Linked DNA regions of Mus musculus: region 2 is linked to region 1. Evidence: chromatin loops called from intact Hi-C (ENCODE). Cell type or tissue: gastrocnemius. All regions are shown on one strand. Each heading gives the region's core, and the rest is flanking DNA. Links, peaks and the distances in the headings are about the cores only.

Evidence for each region. Hi-C counts contacts between places; a loop is a spot of excess contacts. Peaks named below come from ENCODE experiments on the same cell type or tissue, not always from the same donor. Only the 100,000 strongest peaks of a DNase experiment are listed, where the experiment ranks them.
Region 2: it touches region 1 in a loop (2.1-fold over the local background); 9 of 42 quality-filtered maps call a loop at or near these places.

Annotation. Positions count from the first base shown.
Region 1 is chr15:39,654,555-39,664,061 of GRCm38, reverse strand. The region is part of intron 22 of Rims2 (regulating synaptic membrane exocytosis 2); the gene reads right to left. Among named protein-coding and RNA genes, the nearest start is that of Dcstamp, 87 kb to the left of the region's middle. In gastrocnemius, for the core only: no CTCF peak of the experiment used is centred there; DNase peaks (open chromatin) are centred at 3,672 and 4,605; H3K4me3 peaks cover 1,128 bases.
Region 2 is chr15:39,811,841-39,821,347 of GRCm38, reverse strand. All of the region lies in intron 7 of Dpys (dihydropyrimidinase), which reads left to right. Gm16291 (predicted gene 16291) reads right to left here. Exons shown (of 3, transcript NR_045788.1): 3 at 8,971-9,507. Among named protein-coding and RNA genes, the nearest start is that of Gm16291, 20 kb to the right of the region's middle. In gastrocnemius, for the core only: a CTCF peak has its summit at 4,075 (motif pointing right); DNase peaks (open chromatin) are centred at 2,402, 2,804, 3,767 and 4,094; H3K4me3 peaks cover 312 bases; H3K27ac peaks cover 334 bases.

The DNA.
Region 1 (9,507 bases), core at 998-8,997:
CCCAACTTTGGCTGTGGAAGATGCACTAATACCATGACTGTACATTGAGACATCCTGGGTAGGGAGAGTTAGATTTACTAGCATTCAGATTGAAAACAGCAGCACAACTATTCAGTTATTCAGTAGTAGTAGATGTACCCATTTTCTGCACATAGTACTGCTATGCTAACATACAGGGAGAACATCTTATTTCAACTGAGGCAAGGTGAAGGCCTATCTGTTAATCAAGAAAGCATGGTTTCTAAGACCTAAGTGTACCAGTAACTCCACACCAAGATTAACATCATCCTACTAAATGAGTGGTCTTTTAAAGATGTATGTGTGTGTTTATATTAGTCTTTTGTTGCTGAGATGGGTTCTATTATGGCTCATGGTGGCCTCAAATGTGTAAACACCTTGCCTCTGACTTCCTAGTATTGGAGACTTCAGGCTTGCACCATTATGACTATCTAAATAGATCCTTTTACATCAACAATCCTTCACAGCCTCACTATCATATGCAGATCATTTTCCCTCAGATTTTTAGAGTTTTTAAGCTACTTTCATTTCTTTGCTGATTTTTTGTTTGTTTATTTTAAGATTTTATGTATTTGAGTACACAGTAGTTGTCTTCAGACATACCAGAAGAGGGTATTTGATCCTATTACAGATGGTTGTGAGCTACTATGTGGTTGCTGGGAATTGAACTCATGACCTCTGGAAGAGCAATCAGTGCTCTTAACCACTGAGTCATCACTCCAGCCTCTTAAAGACTTTCTTACAATTTAATTTTCAACTGGCTGGCATGTAGAAGGAATTAAATGCTAATTTACTTAGTTATTTTTTTGTTAAATTGACAGGATCTCTTGTGTATGGTTGCCAAATTATATTTCAATCAGATGTGGCTGGGTGTAAACTATTGGGGAAGTAAACTTTTTCACATAGTTTATGTATAACTAAACAAGGTCCATGAGCTTACCACCACATGGGACATGTAGACGGCCTTTGGGAGACCCTCAATCACTAGCAACTTTGCCACACAACATTTTTTTTTTCTTGGAACCAATGGGTGGAAAGTTGAAGAGTTGCTTCTATAATTACAAATGGAAACATTGTCTTAAAATAGTCTCTACATTCTTGTAAGTGCCTGAAATATTCAAATATCCTATATATACTAATGGTCTGTATCAGAAAGAGTCAGTGTTAGAACCAAATATATTACACAATGAAAATATAACGTGTTCAAATACAGATCAATGCTAAATAAGTGAATGCAATTTATAAATTGTTAAATAACAGGAAAAGTAGTAGTGCTATCACTTTTATTTAAAATAACTCCGTAGATGTGGAGAACATCTTTCTTGAATATATCCAAGGGAAAGGATGGAAAAAACAAACTCACAAAGTATGCAGAAAAGATAAGACAAAGACAAGACTATATAGGGAATTAACTTACGTTGTTTACAGAAACATCCCGTCAACACAGACTCGAGTCAGTAACACTTGAGTTTTGTTACCTGTAAGCAATGTGTTTAACTTCTATATTTTCACTAGAGTAAAACAACAAAAATAATCCCCTTGAAGAATTTCTATGAAATAAAAGAAAGGAATACATAGAGGCTGCTCAATTAATGGCAACTATTATTATTGTGCTTGGTTTTCAAGACCATAGATTCCTACAAGGAGCTATAATACAACTGTTATGAAATAGCACTTAAAACACTTTACACAGCAGTATAAACTCTGGCCCACATTATGGATTTAGATCTAAACTCTATTCTTTACTAGGGGAGGAGTCTGGACAAACAATTTTCATATATGTGCAGGATGCTCTTGTATGAGATGATTAGAAACTCGTGTTACTGATACCCAGTCAGCATTTACACACTCTCTCAGGGACCCTTCTTTAATCCTAACGAGGAAGGAAAATGCTAGCTGTGACAGCTATCAGATAATTTGGTCCATCAGAGATTAGCAGACTACCATTTCCATTGAATAATGATTTCCCTTTCTTGTGAGGGAGAACAGGTTTCACAGTTATGACTATAATAATGCTTCCAAGCATGTTGCCTACACGAACTTCATGTGGTCTGCACGGGAGGCTTAAAAGAACAGACATTGCCGAGAAACCCTGCTCTGGACAGGGGTTCTGAGCCTCACAGACCTGTGGGAGATGCTGATAGGGTAAAAGAAGAGCCAGGAAACCAAAGAGGGAAGCTTAGGCCCATTTCTCTTGGCTGCAAGTTGATGACAGACCAGGGAAGAATTCATCTGTGGAGAGCTTCCTTGTTACAAAGTAGAGGCATATAGGGGGCATTTAAAAATGCTACCTTCCTTGTGGAACATTTTGTATTAGCAACTCAAGAAGCAAGATTATGACATAGAAATCTGTTCCAGTTACTCATGTGTATATGTAGAAACTTCCTTTTTAGATTTGCCAGTATGAGGCACAGATAAGTGAGTGTACTTTCAATTTTGAAAAATCTTCACATTTTGTTGAAGCTTGTCTTACTATCTCAAAAATGCTTTTAGGGTGGTATTTTGTAAACCCCTAAATTCTAACAATCACTTACGAATGATGATAGCTTATATGAAGTAAACTCAAGTTTGAGGACTTGGTACTAAATATGCTTAGAAGTAAACCTGCAACAGTCTATGTTTTATTTAACTACATGTATTTTCAGGCACACCTAACTTTGAATTGTAGCTTCCATACTTACTAGGTTAGTAGAGTAAACCCTGAGTAGATGGCAGTGTTTGTGACTCCAGACTCTAGAGTGCTGACTACAGTGACAGCTGGCTGAGAAAGTTTTTGAATGTCTTTATGCCTCAGTATCTTTGTTTGTGAAACAGGGCTAATAAAAGCTATGGGTCCTCAAGGCTAAACACTGTAGGACCTCAGCAGTGCCTGCGAGTAAGGAATTCTAAACCCAGCTACAGTTATGGCTGTCCAGTTACTCACTTTGACCACTTTTAACTGTTTGACTTTTAGACATTCCCTAGAATTTTTAATAAATTTTTGTAGGAAAATAGGCAAAAGTAAATGTATAAAACAGAAAAACAAAATATGAAAATCAAAAGTTATGTCTAAATAGTGAGTTATCTTATTGTTATATCTCTATTTATGAGTCTTATTTATATGAAATTAATATTGCAACAATGAGCCAGAAGAAACTTGGGGTAGCTACAGTGATTCAGTCTGAAAACTGAATTGTCCTGTGGCTACTTTGTCCCTCCTCCAGAGCAAATATGTAAAGTTTTTATTTTCACCTGTTCTTAAAGCAGGTAATTAATTTCTAATAAACTAGGGTTAGGGCAAATTTCTAGTGAGAAATCATTGTCACAGAATAAAAGAAAAGCAATCTTAATTAATTGTATACAATAGTGTTAGGTATAGGCCTAAGGAAGGACACAGTTTGCAAAGAACACTATTTCTACATTATTTTCATTAATTGACAAATTTTCAGTGTTGGCTGCAAAATCTTATAAGAGTTTTTCATCAAGGAAAAACAGGATCTGTTATTAAAAACTTTATGAAGGCCTGCAAATCTCTCAGTGAAAAGTTTAACAGAGCCAGTTACACAGGCACCACTGAACAGCACAGACAACCAGAATCGCACTCCGCAGCTGGGGAACAAACTCCGAGTAACACAGTGCAAATGCGCCTTTAGTGTCCGCCTTGGACCTGTCCAGCACACAGCCTCCCTAAACTCCGCATCCAGATCTTGGCTGTCACAGGCTGGGACACATAAAGTTTTACTGCAGCGGTCCTCCCCAGTTTCCCAGCATTTCTGTCCTTCAGACTATATGCTGACACCAAGACTGCAGACTTAGGACGTAAACAAAAGAAAAACGGGAGGAGGACACATAGGAGGCTCGGCTTGACTCCCACCCAGTCTACATGCTCATTCAGCTCCCAAGTGCTCCATAATTAACACTCACTAGAACAACTATTTCCCAGGAGAGCCTGTGGAGCTCCGTGAACAACCCACAAACAGTGATTCTCGGCAGGTACTCTACGGGTTTCCCAGGCACAGGTCGAGCAGCGGGGGCTATTTGGAGTTCTCACTTGAGGCCAACCCTCCCACCACCACGGAACCCAAGTGATCTATAACAGACACAGTCCAAGAAGGGTGGGAACGAACAGGGTCCTCACCTCCTTCATCTTCTTCCAGGGAGTTCATACAAGGAAAATAGCCAGCTAGAGCCTCAAAAGAGGCAGAGAGGCTGCTCCGGCTCTGAGAGCGCTGCATGGAGCGCCCTGCAGCACCCGTGCCCCCTAGGCCCTGCCGGCCCATCTTGGTGGAGGACCCGCTTTTCCCGCGGTACAAGATACGAGGCGTTTTGGCGGCTGGTTAGCGGAAACCGCTGCGGTCCGGGACGGGCTGGTTCCGCGGAACCCTAGGGTTCCCGTCCCTGCCTCCCGGGCTGTGGCTGGCACCTTGGCTTTGCTGGGGAGGGGTCAGGAGGAAAGCTGTCAAGAGAAGCGGCTGTTCACGGTGGAAGTCCGAAGTGTCACCCAGGGGAGAAGAGGATCCCGGAGGCTGGAGCTGCTAGCCCGGGTGCCCTCCCTCGCTGGGAGATGCTGCTGATGCTGAGCTCGCCGCCAATCAGAGGCTGGAGGGGGCGGCACCGTAGTTCTGGTGCCAAGGCGCAACTCGGGTTCTGGCCTGGGGTCTCGCTTGTAGCTGCTGCTGCTCTCTCCCCCTCCCCCTCTCACTGGCATGTACAGAGCCTGAGAATGTGACTAATTGGGTGGAAGGAGTTAGGCCTCTCAGAGTGGTAATATGTGGGCAAAATTCTAGTAAAACTTTCCCTTAGTAGTTTCTCTTCAGCTGTTCACACTCCTCAGATGTAGGCAAGAGATACAGTCTTCAAGTTATAACCAGATTTTGACCAGGTCTTATGAAAGCTTACATTAACCCTTTCTTTTGAACTTTGTTTTAAAGTAATGGTAAACAGTCAAAAGAAGATCTCTTTAAAAAGACACAACTGAAGCACCAGCAAGGGAAAATACACAATGAGGTCCATAAAGTTAGCATGCATGGCAGGAAATTAATTCCTTCTTTCTTTATATAAAGCAATCACCTGCTCATTGTTGCTAAGAATAACCCTATCAAGTGTAACATTACAGTAAAAGGTTACATCCTAACATAAATTTGGAAGCAACACAGACATATTAAAAACAACAGCCGATAAGCAAAGTTATCACACCGATTATGCAAGTTAGAAATCTGTCTCTGAACACAAAGCAAATTTGATATCATTTTACTAGGAGTCATGGGAGTGTCCTAAGTTAACACACACACACACACACACACACACACACACACACACACACACACGTATGTGTGTTTATTTGAAATAGTGAGAGATTCAAATATTCAAGTTCAGATCTTTAACTAAGATCCTAATGAATACCAGGCATCTGTAGATGCTTATAAGACAACAGTGATCTGATCAGATAAAAGTCCCGACTGACCTGTGTGTGTGTGTGTGTGTGTGTGTGTGTTTCTCTCCCATTGCCAGAGGGGAGATGTTAGGGGGCAGCAGTAAAACACTAGACAGCACACTGTTAGGAGAAAACTAATGCAAATAGAGGCAAGGGGCACAGATTCGAGACAACTTAGGAAGGGTCAGAGGTCTCCTTGCCTAGCTGATGTGTGTTAAGAAAGAGGTTTGCAAGTAGAAAGAAGGCCCTGAAGGTGATGTCTGACACTGATCATGGGATAGCTGAGAAGCCAAGCCTGGAGCAAGAGAGAAGGGACGGATCATACAGTGTGTGCTAAGTACTGCATGGGACAGTTTAGAAAGAATGAGAAACGCATACAGAGAACAATTCTCTCACATCTTTCTAAAACTTCCAAAGCTTTCCACACAAAACCCGACCATTGTCACAAAAGGTATGGTATTGCTTCGTAGATGAAGTTTCCTGTTTTTCAGAGAGACTCTACCTTTCGCATTAACATTCACACAGCTCCAGTCTGGTTCCTTTTCAGTATTCACTTTCCCACTATCAAAACCATAAAAATCTACAAATAGCTCACTGTTATTGACAGAATAGAAGCTTCTTACTATTAAATAACAATTTCATTATAGGAATAAAGAAAAATATCACAGACTTACAGAAACAAAACAGATTTATTTAAAGTCATCTGATGTTTTTTGAAATGTCAGCCATGAGTTTTGAAAACAACTGACTAGCAATTGATCAACACTTTACTTATTTTATAATTTTTATGGTGAGTGTGTGTGTGTGTGTGTGTGTGTGTGTGTGTGTGTGTGTGTGTGAGTGAGTGTTGGTGCTTTCAGAGACAGGAACCAGAGACGTGAGATTCTCCCGGAACTTTAGTGACAGGTGGTTGTGAGCCACCTGATGTGAGTGCTGGGAATCAAACTCAGGAAGTCAGAAAAACAGACAACTTAACTACCAAGTCATCTCAGCTCTTGATCAGCATTTTAAAAAATGAAAAAACAAATCAGAGTTCAACTTGAATATTGTATGCATCTCCTACAGTTCTGTCTCCTAAGTATGTATGTATGTATGTATGTATGTATGTATGTATGTATGTATTGTACATTGAGTTACAGTGTAAAATAATATTTTTTGCCTTTAAAACAGTTTGGAAAACATAAATGAAATAAAATATCTACCTTATATATGAGGAAATTTAGATTTAAGAGTACAGCAGGTGCTTGCACTCGCTCAGAAAGGATGGGGGCTGAAAAGCACTCATCTGATATCTTTATCAGGATTTTGCCTGGATGGGGCCTGGCTAATAAAAATCTTTACTATATGAATCCAAATATATTTGAACAAAGTGGGAAGTCTATGATTTAGATTCTCTTAAGTGAATGTTTCCTGCTTAGAAACTCTTGGGAAACCCTGACACTTGTAGTTTCCTGGCAGGAGGAATGTAAGCAGGGAGAGGGCTGAGCAGAGAATTCTCAAAGAAATAAATGGGATGTGAAACTTTTGATCAAAGCACCTGGGACATGCTGGTGGATGAAAACTGTCAGAAAGGTACATCCCAAGTTCCTGGTAGAGACTGCATGGGAAGAGCCCCAGGACCCTGTTGCTCTGCCTTGTCATTGCTTGGATAGTTTGTTAGAGTCTGGATGCAGCCATTTCCATCTGAGCGTTACTTCTCTCTGGACAATGCAAAGCAAGGCCTCCCTGGAAGGCTTTCAGGTACTTTCTCACTGAGATAGTAAGTGATGCAGATGGATGATGGAATTCTGGCAGAGAGGAGCACAGAAGACTCAGGAAGGTACTTTACGTGGTGGGAGACTAATTTAAGGCAAAGAGAATTGACACATACAGAGATGGACCACAATGATGACCAAATGATTCTACTTTCACCTGGTAATGCAGAGAATAATCTGTGATTATTGAGGAAGCTTCAGTTCCATTTTATTAGTCCTATGTTCAATTGTTTTCAAAATATTTCTAGTTTCACATAAAGATATATATTTAGCACCATTTGCACTTTTATTTTTGATATGGGACTCACTATATAGGCCAGACTGACCTCAAATTTACAACCATGCTGCCCAGTCTCCTATGTGCTGGAAATAGCAGTATGCCAACATATATGGATTGTTGATACATTTTTAACAAGTCAAAGCATTATTCCTTATTCTATTCAGACATGTCTACCATCACCTCAATTAATGTAGAACTATATAAAGAACTACTAGTAAAACCTGGAAATTGTCCAGAAATGAGTAGTATAAATAGTACATGCACATGTAGTCTAGCATGTGTAGCTACATTGTTAGAACATGCATATGCAGTCTACTATGTGTAGCTACAATGTTAGTAGATGCATATGTAGTCAACTATGTGAAGCTACACAGTGTACATATTTTTTGAATTTAGTTCTCATATGTTGAGCCACTATATTTCATTACACAGAAGGAAGTATATGTCTAGAATATTATAACCCAGGATCCCACTTCATTTTTAATTCTCTAATTCATCCAAACATTAGAGATTAAGAATCACAGATGTAATTAATTGCCTTCTAAAAAGTCCTCAAAAATTCTACCAGAAAATAAGAAAATCACCTTTCTGAAGGAAAGATAAACAGATATATATCTTGCATATAATACTATGCCACTTGATGAATACAAACCAATATTTTACAGATAGTTTATAAAAACACATCACTATACTACATCAATTATTTCATTGATCCTGACAGTATCTTCTTGGCAGGTATGCTGAAAGAAATGCAACAGTGTTGAATACATCCTTACTTTGGCAGTGCAGGTCTGTTAGCCACACAGACTGACTCTAGGTTAGTCCATGTATACCATGCCACAGATGGTTCATGTGCTCGTGTAAAACTACAATTATAATTATACTGTAAATTTCTGTATCGGAATGAATGCTGACAAGCCAACCTTAAAGTCAGACTGCTTGCTGGGCAGTGGTGGCACATGCCTTTAATCCCAGTACTTGGGAGGAAGAGGCAGGTGGATTTCTGAGTTCGTGGCCAGTTTGGTCTATACAGTGAGTTCCAGGACAGCTAGAGCTACACAGAGAAACCCTGTCTCAAAAAACAAACAAACAAACAAACAAATAAAAAAATAAAAATAAAAATAAATAAATAAAAGTTAGACTGCTTATTTTATCTACATAGTTATGTTACCACTCTGTTATCAGTTTGGCAGTTGCTCAGAAAATTGGACATAGTACTACCAGAGGATCCAGCAATACCACTCCTGGACATATACCTAGAAGATGCTCCAACATGTAATAAGGACACATGCTCCACTATGTTCATAGCAGCCTTATTTATAATAGTCAGAAGCTGAAAAGAACTCAGATATCCCTCAACAGAGGAATGGATACAGAAAATGTGGTACATTTACACATTGGAGTACTACTCAGCTATTAAAAACAATGAATTTATGAAATTCTTATGCAAATGGATGGATCTGGAGGATATGATCCTGAATGACGTAACCCAATCACAAAAGAACACACAAGATATACACTCACTGATAAATGGATATTAGCCTAGAGGGTCCAATACCCAAGATACAATTTGTAAAACACATGAAACTCAAGAAGAAGGAAGACCAAAGTGTGGATACTTTGATCCTTCTTAGAACGGGGAACAAAATACTTATGGAAGGAGTTACAGAGACAAAGTGTGGAGCAGAGACTGAAGGAATGACCATTCAGAGACTACCCCACCTGGGGATCCATCCTATAAACAACTACCAATACCAGATACTATTGTGGATGCCGACAAGAGCTTGCTGACAGGAGACTGATATAGCTGTCTCCTGATAGGCTCTGCCAGTGTCTGACAAATACAGAAGTGGATGCTCATAGCCATCCATTGGACAGAGTGTGGGGTCCCCAATGAAGGAGCTAAAAAAGGACCCAAGGAGCTGAAGGGGTTTGTAGCCCTATAGGAGGAACAACATGAACTAAACAGTTCCCCTAGAGCTCTCTGGGACTAAACCACCAACCAAAGAAAATACATGGTGAGACTCATGGCTCTAGCTGCA
Region 2 (9,507 bases), core at 667-8,666, 160 kb before region 1:
CCCTGAGTCATGCCCGAGGCTATACAAATTTAGATCACTTTCTCACAAGCTCCAGTTACTAATCTCTGTAACATTGTTTTGTCCCTCCTGTCCTCGTCACTTGCTTCAGAATGGTGCATAATGGTCCAGATGTGTAGTTATTTTTTTTTAAATGGTCTATATATTACTTAAGTTTCCTCCAGTTTAGTCCAAGAATAACTGACTTAAGGTCAAACTCATGCTTCTGTTCTCCATAGGCATCTTATTCATAATGTTAGGCATTTATTCAGTTGTTCATCTCTTTTATTTGTTCTTCACCTATCTTTTACATAACAACCATTCTTTATATAATAATGACTAAAAAAGTTAAATATTTGAAGTTGTTTTTGGTGAATATATGTATTCAGCCTTGTGAGAGCTAAGTCTTCATTACTATGACACATATGTGCTAGCACTACCAAGTCTTCCTGATCACTCCCCTGCTTTCAATCCAGTTCTGCTTATCATGACTATCCCAGTGCCCGAAGCAATGGAAAGCAACACAGGTTGGAAGATTACCATGAAGCAACTTATGTGGACATATTTTATAAGCTAAACTAATCCTGTTGATAGCCTTTGCTTTATGGAGGAAGCCCCATGGTCAAACCACAGCACTGCATACACTAGATGCAATGTTGCTGCATACACTAGATGCAATGTTGCTACATACACTAGATGCAATGTTGCTGCATACACTAGATACAGTGTTGCTGCATACACTAGATACAACGTTGCTGCATATACTAGATGCAATGTCCCATACCTGTAATTTCAGAATTTGGGAGTTAGAGGCAGGAGAATCAGAAATTCACGACTGTCTTTGGATACATAGTGAGTTTGAAAAGAGCTTGCTAGGAAACATGGTTTGGAAGGGGGCGGTTAAGATGCATTGCTATGATGACCTTATCCTTCTAGTTTGGCTGCTGTTGGGCTTTGCTGAGTATTTGCACTTGGTTATGCTCAGTTCCTTCCCCTGTGTTGAGCAGGCAGGCAAATACACAGGGATTCTGCTGTGCTGACTCCCACAGCCTCTCAGAAACCCACAGATCTTTCCACGTTCTCTGCTTTTGTTATCCCATTGAAGGCAGAAAAAATATTATCAAGCTAATGACCAGGCCCAGTCCTCTTTGGAACTTTTATTTGACATTTTAAATTCTGTGTGAATTTTTTCTCTCATACACCATACGAATTTTGCACTAACATGCAAAATTTGTAGACTATGGAGAAAAAAGAGAGGGGATTGTTGGAGAGGAGGCTTCATGGAATAAGGGATTGGATGATCATTTAAACAACGAGAAAGAATGGTTTGCATAGTTCACATACAAAAGGAGAAGCAGGAGTATCTAGGTTGATGCCAACACCCGCGTTCTCTATTCTTGGCCTGCTTATTATGAGAAAGGTACTCAGTTGGACTCTCTATTCCCAGTCAAAATGTATGCAGATGACCTAGCTGGGACATTTCTGATGCACTACAATATTTTTAGCCTGGCTGCACACACCATCCTCAGCTCTCTACTGTCCTTAGAGATGGAGAATTGCTCTCCATCATCACCTCCTACCTCTTCCTACCCTGCACACTGAATCCTAGTGAGTTCTGCACACCGGCTCACAGTGCCGTGGCATAGTCTTCCTTTACTTTCTGATAATGTTGAGGTGCATTTTTAAAAAGGAATAAGGGTTCCGATGATGGCAGAGAAAACCCCCTTGGTCCCCACAGCCTTATCCCACTATTGTCAACTGATAGAGTGCCACTACTGTCAGAGTCGATGAACTACTATTGCTATATCAGTAGCTAGAGCCCATCCTTCATTCAGGTTTGCTTAGCTCTTACCCAGCATTCATTTCTGTTCCAGGATCCCGTAGTAGATTTCATCAACATGTGTCCTGAGGCTGCCTGAGGTGGGACAATTTCTCTGCCTTTGCTTTTAATCTCTTTGCCAGTGTTAAGGAATCATATTCAAGTCTTTTGGAGAATGTCGTCATTGTGCTTTTCTTTCTGACGTTTTTTTCTCCTTCCTAGCCACAGGTTTCGGAAACAAATAATACAAAAGCCTCACTTTGCATTAGTCATGAAGAGTGAATGTGGCAGATGTGGTGCCACACAGTTGATGCTGTGCTGGGTACCTGGCTGGTGCAGTCTTTGCCAGGCATAGCTATGCGCCAGCATCTGCCCCTTCTGTATGGCACGCTTGGAGAGGAAGTTGCTGCATACAAGGCAAACTTAAGAAGTGAGGTGCTATGCCCTAGGCTTATGTTTGAAAAGGTACTTTGGAACTTGAGCTTGGTCAAGCTCAGCCCAGTAGCATGTCGGAGAATGTGGTTGGGCAAAGTGGAAGAGAGCGGCCTTCCACATGGCTCAGGAGGCAGGAGGGATTTGGCAGTGGCTGGGAGACACTGGGAAGATTGCCTTCAGTGACAGCTGTGCTTCGGAGGAAGTCAAGGGGGGCATCCCCTCACTCTGCTCTTTTTTTTTAATTCTTTTTTTTTAATTAGGTATTTTCCTCGTTTACATTTTCAATGTTATTCCAAAGGTCCCCCATACCCACCCCCCAACCCCCTACCCCCCCTCCCCCTTTTTGGCCCTGGCGTTCCCCTGTACTGGGGCATATAAAGTTTGCTCTTAATTATTGTACAGGATCCTTCAATAGTAACAGGATGCAGAGATGTATCCGTAAAAATGAGATTTTTCCAAGCGTGAGAGAGGATGCCCTGCTGGACTCCTTTCGTTCTCTTGAAGCAGACTTTGACTTCTGAGGCTGAGAGCTGTTTCTCAAGCAGAAGTAGCTGGAGCGTGAAGAGAACTGCTCTCCTGTTGTGCTCTCAAACGCACTCTGGGCTGTTTCGCCTTGGAGACAGGTTCTGAGAGTCCAGGCTATACTGGTCCTTCCTTTGGTCCAGGAAGAGGAGAGGGAATATAAGATGAGATAGTTTACTCTCAGAAGGGATGTGTTAAAAATACCGTTTGACAGCCACCAAACCCAGACACTATTGCATATGCCAGCAAGATTTTGCTGACAGGACCCTGATATAGCTGTCTCCTGTGAGGCTATGCCAGTGCCTGGCAAATACAGAAGTGGATGCTCACAGTCATCTATTGGATGGAACACAGGACCCCCAATGGAGGAGCTAGAGAAAGTACCCAAGGAGCTGAAGGGGTCTGCAACCCTATAGGAGGAACAACAATGTGAACTAACCAGTACCTCTCATTGTTGTGTCTCTAGTTGCATATGTAGAAGAAGATGGCCTAGTTGGCCATCATTGGGAGGAGAGGCCCCTTGGTCTTGCAAACTTTATATGCCCCAGCACAGGGGAACGCCAGGGCCAAGAAGTGGAAGTGAGTGGGTAGGGGAGCAGGGTGGGGGGGGGAGGGGTATAGGGGACTTTTGGGATAGCATTTGAAATGTAAATGAAGAAAATACCTAATAAAAAATTTTAAAAAAATGAAGCCGGGCGTGGTGGCACACGACTTTAATCCCAGCACTCGGAAGACAGAGGCAGGAGGATTTCTGAGTTCGAGGACAGCCTGGTCTACAAAGTGAGTTCCAGGACAGCCAGGGCTATACAGAGAAACCCTGGCTCGAAAAACAAAAAACAAACAAACAAAAATACTGTTTGAGAGGTTCAGAGCAGAGCGGTCCTGCATGAGGCCAGAGGGAGGTGTACTGTCACGTCACGTGGGATGAGAGTGGGCAGAGGATCCGTACCCGAGAGTCGAACTGAAGCTGAGGCAGAGTAAACTCAAGCACGGGGGAGGAGCAGGCGTCCAGGCTGCCTGAAGAAAGAAGAGAAGGCAGCCAGATGGCCTCCAATGTGAATTGTGTCTGTCATAGACTGAGCTGAATGTTCACAAAGTTAGCCTTGTGGAAAAGAATTATTTAATCAAGGGAAGAAATGGATTTATCCTACGATGGTGATTTTAACATTAGTTACAGTCCAGTGTTATATATGATTTCTGTTTTAACATATAATTAGACACTAGATGTTTTACTGCAAAATTCCTCAAATGCTTTTAGCATAAATGACAGAAGACGGCAATGTGCATTGAATCCCATATCCTGAAGGGGGCGCCCACAACCCGCACTGGGCTGCCCGATCTGCTGGTTATGTAAGGAGGCAGCCTCCTGAGAGAGGAAGCGATTGCTAACGCTCTGGGGGCTACATGGTACCTAGATGTTTCTGTGTGTTTGTTATTCCTGTTGGTTATTAACGGCACGTAGAAAACAGTGTGCTTGCCACATAGCCTGCTGCCCTAAAACCGGGTTTCATTAATGTCACCAAAGGAGGTCAGGAGAAAGAAAAGCCGGGCATCCACACTTTTCTCCTTCTGCTGCTTGTTTTGTAAATCTATAGAAGCTGCATGGTTCCAAGAGTGAGGCACTGACATCAGTGTGCTGATGGATCTCGAGAGAGGACTGGGAGTGGGCGTATGAGGGGAAAGGTAGGAAATCCTGATGAAAGATGACCTTAGACATAACAAGCCTGTAAAGAAAAAGTCCCTGCAAAACCAACTGCAATACCTCCTCTGTGTCATTGCACATTTAAAAAAAAAAAAAGGCTGCATTTAGTGCAAAGAGAACATTATCAACTTTTTTTTTTCTGCTTTGGAAATGAAGAGTCCCCTGTATTCAGTTTGACAGCTCATTGAGCCTGTGTCTATCTCTTGTGACAGAAGTGTGTGCCCTGTGCTTCACTGCTCCGGTCAAAGCTTTAGAGTTAAGGACATAGCCCTTTATCTAGTTGTTTGGCCTTTTTTGGGGTAGAATATTCTGGTACTTAGCTTATAGAGAAGAAATCAAGAGTGTGGGTTTCATGTGATATTGAAACAGAATTTTAAGGTGTCATATGGTTGAAACAGAGATCAGTCAAAATGGCCAACCTGTTAAAACTCTGATCAGAGAAAGGGGAATGTGAGCTGCCTGCAGGTCTGCAGGAGCAGCAGCAACTCGTGGTCTGGCAATTTAAGGCTCTCCTTTGAGCTCTGGTTCTTTGGTATTCATTAAAGAGCACTTAGTTACTATGGAAACTGTCCCTTTTCTGTATTTATGAGCTACAGGGCATCTCACAGCATCTCAAGCATACCAGCACAGCTGACTACTGTGTGCATTGAAACATTTGATGAAGACTTCTAGCCGCTCTGTATTCTGCAGAGGAGGCATATTTTTGTTTCCAGTTATTTGGGGTTTATTATTTTTTTTAAACTCAATTACAGCAAGCTTTGACCTTGCATTCACCATTCTGGAAGGCATTGTGCTGCCTCTCCTGCTTAATTTCCGTCCTTTTCTCAGTGTAGATAGAGATAAACGAATTTAACTTTGTATTCAGTGAAGAGTAATGACTTGAAGATTATGAATGTGCCCCTGGGTTCTGCCTAGGAACCTTTGTATGAAATTGAGCAGGAGAGGGATGGTTCTCTAAGGGACATGGAGCAATAGGGAGTAAAAAGCATCATGAACCAAACAGTGAAGCTTAGGGTGTGTACATAGGGTCATATCATCAGGGAGAGCTTCAAAGAGACCGCTTGGCATTTTCCTTGGAGAAAACTAGATAACTCATTGTGTGCTATCTAATTTCTGAACTGTAATTCTTGTCTTCTTCCTCCAAAGAAGTATATGCATACACATGAGAGTGCACACACACCACACACACATGCACAAGCACATACATAAGCACACCTAAGTACACACACAAGCACACACACAAGCATACACACACCACACACACAAGCATACACACACCACACACACAAGCACACACACACCAAACACAGACAAGCACACACACAAGCACACACACAAGCATACACACACCACACACACACACACACACCACACATATACCACACACATAAGCGTACACACACAGAGAGAAGCACACACACACACCACACACAAGCACACACATAAGCATACACACACCACAACACACCACACACACAAGCACACATACCACACACACACACCACATACACACCACGCACACAGCACACACACAAGCATACACACTCCACACACTCAAGCACACACACAAGCATACACACAAGCATTTACACACCACACACACACCACACACACAAGCACACACACACACACACACCATACACATAAGCACACACACACACACACACACAAGTACTCACACAAGCATACACACTACACACACACACACACACACACACACACACACACACACACACAGTCTGTGATTGTTTTGAAAAGCTGGTCAGCATAAAGATTAGCTTTTCACACCAGTGCTGACAGACTCTGTAAAGAACTGTTCTCCCAGGCCCCAAAGCTCAGTTGTCCCAGTTCATGTGGTAGAGAAGAGCAATGTGCACTCAGGGCTTGTGCAGGTGCCTACGTAGAAACGATGGTTACACCATGATGTCCTTGCTGCGTTGTCATGATGCAGCATGGTGTTGGGACCCACAGGTGGGTCTGCACAGTTGGAGGAGCATCCTCCACACAGTTCTTACTACAGATGTGTATGCTCCCAGGACAATTTCTTGGTGGATGATAATTATAGAGATGTTGAGGTATGAGCGTTATTTTTTTATTGTTATTAATCCACACGAAATCCAGCCTGTTATTCAGGCATTGGGGTAGTAATACCCTGGTGGGAGAAGAAACCTTTTTATTAAAACTTTTCTTTGAAAAGGTTTGAAGCTAACAACTTTGTCTTTTCTGAGCTGGTTGTGGCTTTGAGAGTGCTACTTGGTTAAAAGGAACAGCATTATTTTTTTGTTTTGCAACATTGCTGTCATAAGGACGCTGTACACAAATCCTCAGCGTATACGTAATGCTCACAGTACTTGGTACACAGCAGTGCCCACGCACCAGCAGGGGCCAGTGTGTGGAATGGGTGGGAGCCGTGGCTAGCCATAGCTGTCAATCAGAGCTCATTGCATAATGGCTTCATTCAGGCAAGAACTGGATGAGTGTAAGAAAGTGATACTTCACTTAAGGCATCTCCTGTCTCATAGACACGCCCAGTTTTTACCAAGAAAGACGGAAACTGAGACACTCTCAGGCTTCTTTCTGGCTACGACAGCCTGGTGGAATCGGGTGCTCCCAAGAGTTGATATCCCTTAAAAATGATTTGGAGAGAAACTACTCAAACAAACCACCTAAGATTATTTTATGGCCTTTGTCAGACAGTTGCTTATTAAGTTTGGACGGTTCATGAAGAGAAAGTCTAGCTCTTTGATAACACACAGGGGTAAAATATTAACCACCATGTAGTGCATGTTATTTATTTAAACATGTTCTTATGCAACTGAACCTTTCAAGGGAACTAGAAATGATTTCTGAGGACCTCCTTAGCAACGGCTGAACTGTTCTGAGGACCTCCTTAGCAACGGCTGAACTGTTCTCCACGAGATGAAAGCGAAGCAGGTCAGAGGTGACTTTCAGGGACCAGCCAATCCTGAGAGGTTCTCTTTGCCAGAGCAAGCAGGGTTTGTGTTCAGCATTAAAACCAGGCCAAAGCATAAGGTCCAAGAGAGGCTGTGTAAGAGGCACAAGCTCAGCTAAGCTACTGTCTCGTTTCCTTCCCACCCAGTGCACACTGGTGTTTTCAGGGCTTCCTTTTGGCCTCGTCGCCAGGACAGTTCCAGGAAAATAATCAATAATTATTTGCTGAGTGAATGAACCAGGTTTTAGTAGCCTTGGACTACTAAAAGTAAATATGTGCTTTTAGGAGTGTGTGTGTGTGTGTGTGTGTGTGTGTGTGTATGTTCTCCCCTCTGAACATTGTTTACCAGCTCTTGGACCCATCTCAAGGTCTACATTTTATAGTTTTTCCCTTTCAGTTAAAAAAAAAGAAGAAGAAATGAATACCAGGCGTTTCTGTTGTCATCTCTAAGGCTGCCCTGATAAAAGCCACGTTCTACAGTCAATGGCTAGAGAGTCATCACCGGCCTGTGCATTATGGTGGCTTATTCCACTCTTAGTTCTAGCTAGTCACCCTGACAACACAGGTTCTAGGTTACAGAGGAAACAAAAAGGAGTTCAACGGGACTGAGGGAAATTTGATGGCAGTACTTAATGGGAATCCTAGGGACCTTATACTTGCAGTGTGCAGGATGAGTCATGGCTGCCTACAAGAGGCTTTGGAGAAAGCCCAGCAAACACAGACCACTCCCTCTAAGAAATGGTCACATGGCAGTGAGAGTTGGAGATTAAGTATTTTAGGGAAAGGCCTTTTGTTTGTTTGCTTGCTTGTTTTCCCAATGGCTTGAACGAGACACCAAAATTTACAATTTAAGATTTTTGTTTGCTATGTTCATTTTTTCCTGTTTGTTTGTTTGTTTGTTTATTTATTTATTTATTTTACAGAGGAGAGGTCCCTTGACTAACCATGCCATCACTGGGGATTTATTCCAAGTGTGAATTCTCAAGCCCTATCCCACACCAGCTTCTTCGTGAAACAGTCATATTTTAACATGACCTACAGGGGTTCAGAGACACACTGAGGTTTGAGAAATTCTGGTTTAGACTCAAAGAACTAAATAAACTTTACAGACTGTAGCACAGTTGGCCCTAGAGGCAGAAGGCCTCACCCATCTTTGCTTATTTAGTCCTTGAAAGCCCAGTGCTGTCTGAACACAGACATTTCCTTCTCCTCTATTGTCATGTGTCCTTTGCTCACTCATTCCATCATGTAGGCCAATAGACTGGCCCTTCCAATGGTCGACACACTAAGCAGAAGGGCAAAGTCATGAGGCCTAACCCCAATTTTTCTACCCAATTGTAAAAGCAGGATCGGCAAAGAGGTTGAACCTTCTGGTTTTTGCCTCAAACCCTGTTTTGTTTCTTTTTAAAGTTTTCTAAATTTCTCTTCATTCAAAACTGGAACAATGAGGTTAAGAGTAACTGTGATGGTTCAATAAGAAACACCAAGGCATAGCATATTAGTTAGCTTTTTAAATCTCCGTGACCAGAATGCAAGATGGAAACAGGGGTGAGAGAATTTATTTTGGCTCACAGTTTTAGGGAGTCCTTGTCATGGAGAGGAAGACATGGCCAAGCAGCCCAGCTCCCAGAAGCAGCAATGTCTGCCATAGACTGTCTACATCACTGTGGAACAGAGAGCAGAGAGGAAAGAACCAGCAGCCAGGCTGTAACACTTAAGGGCTGGGCCCCTACTGGCCTACTGCTGTGAGCCAGGTCCTGCCACCAAAAGGTTCCCCCATCTCCCCCAAACAGTGCCACTATTCAAACATTGGAAAAAAATATTCAAGACATGAGCTTGTAGAGGAAATTTCAGATTCAAACCATGATCCATGGCTTCTAAACCCATGTGAATGTCTGGCGCCTATCTGTGCTGAATTGAAATGAGAAAATATACCAAAAGCTCACATCTCACAGTTAATATAGAGCAAGATAAAGAGTCTCTATAGCTAAAGGAGAAAAGGCAATGCTTAATGGTGGAGGGAAGACAGAGACAGACAAAAAGACACCCATTAACTCAAGACACCATCCTTGTCGTCAT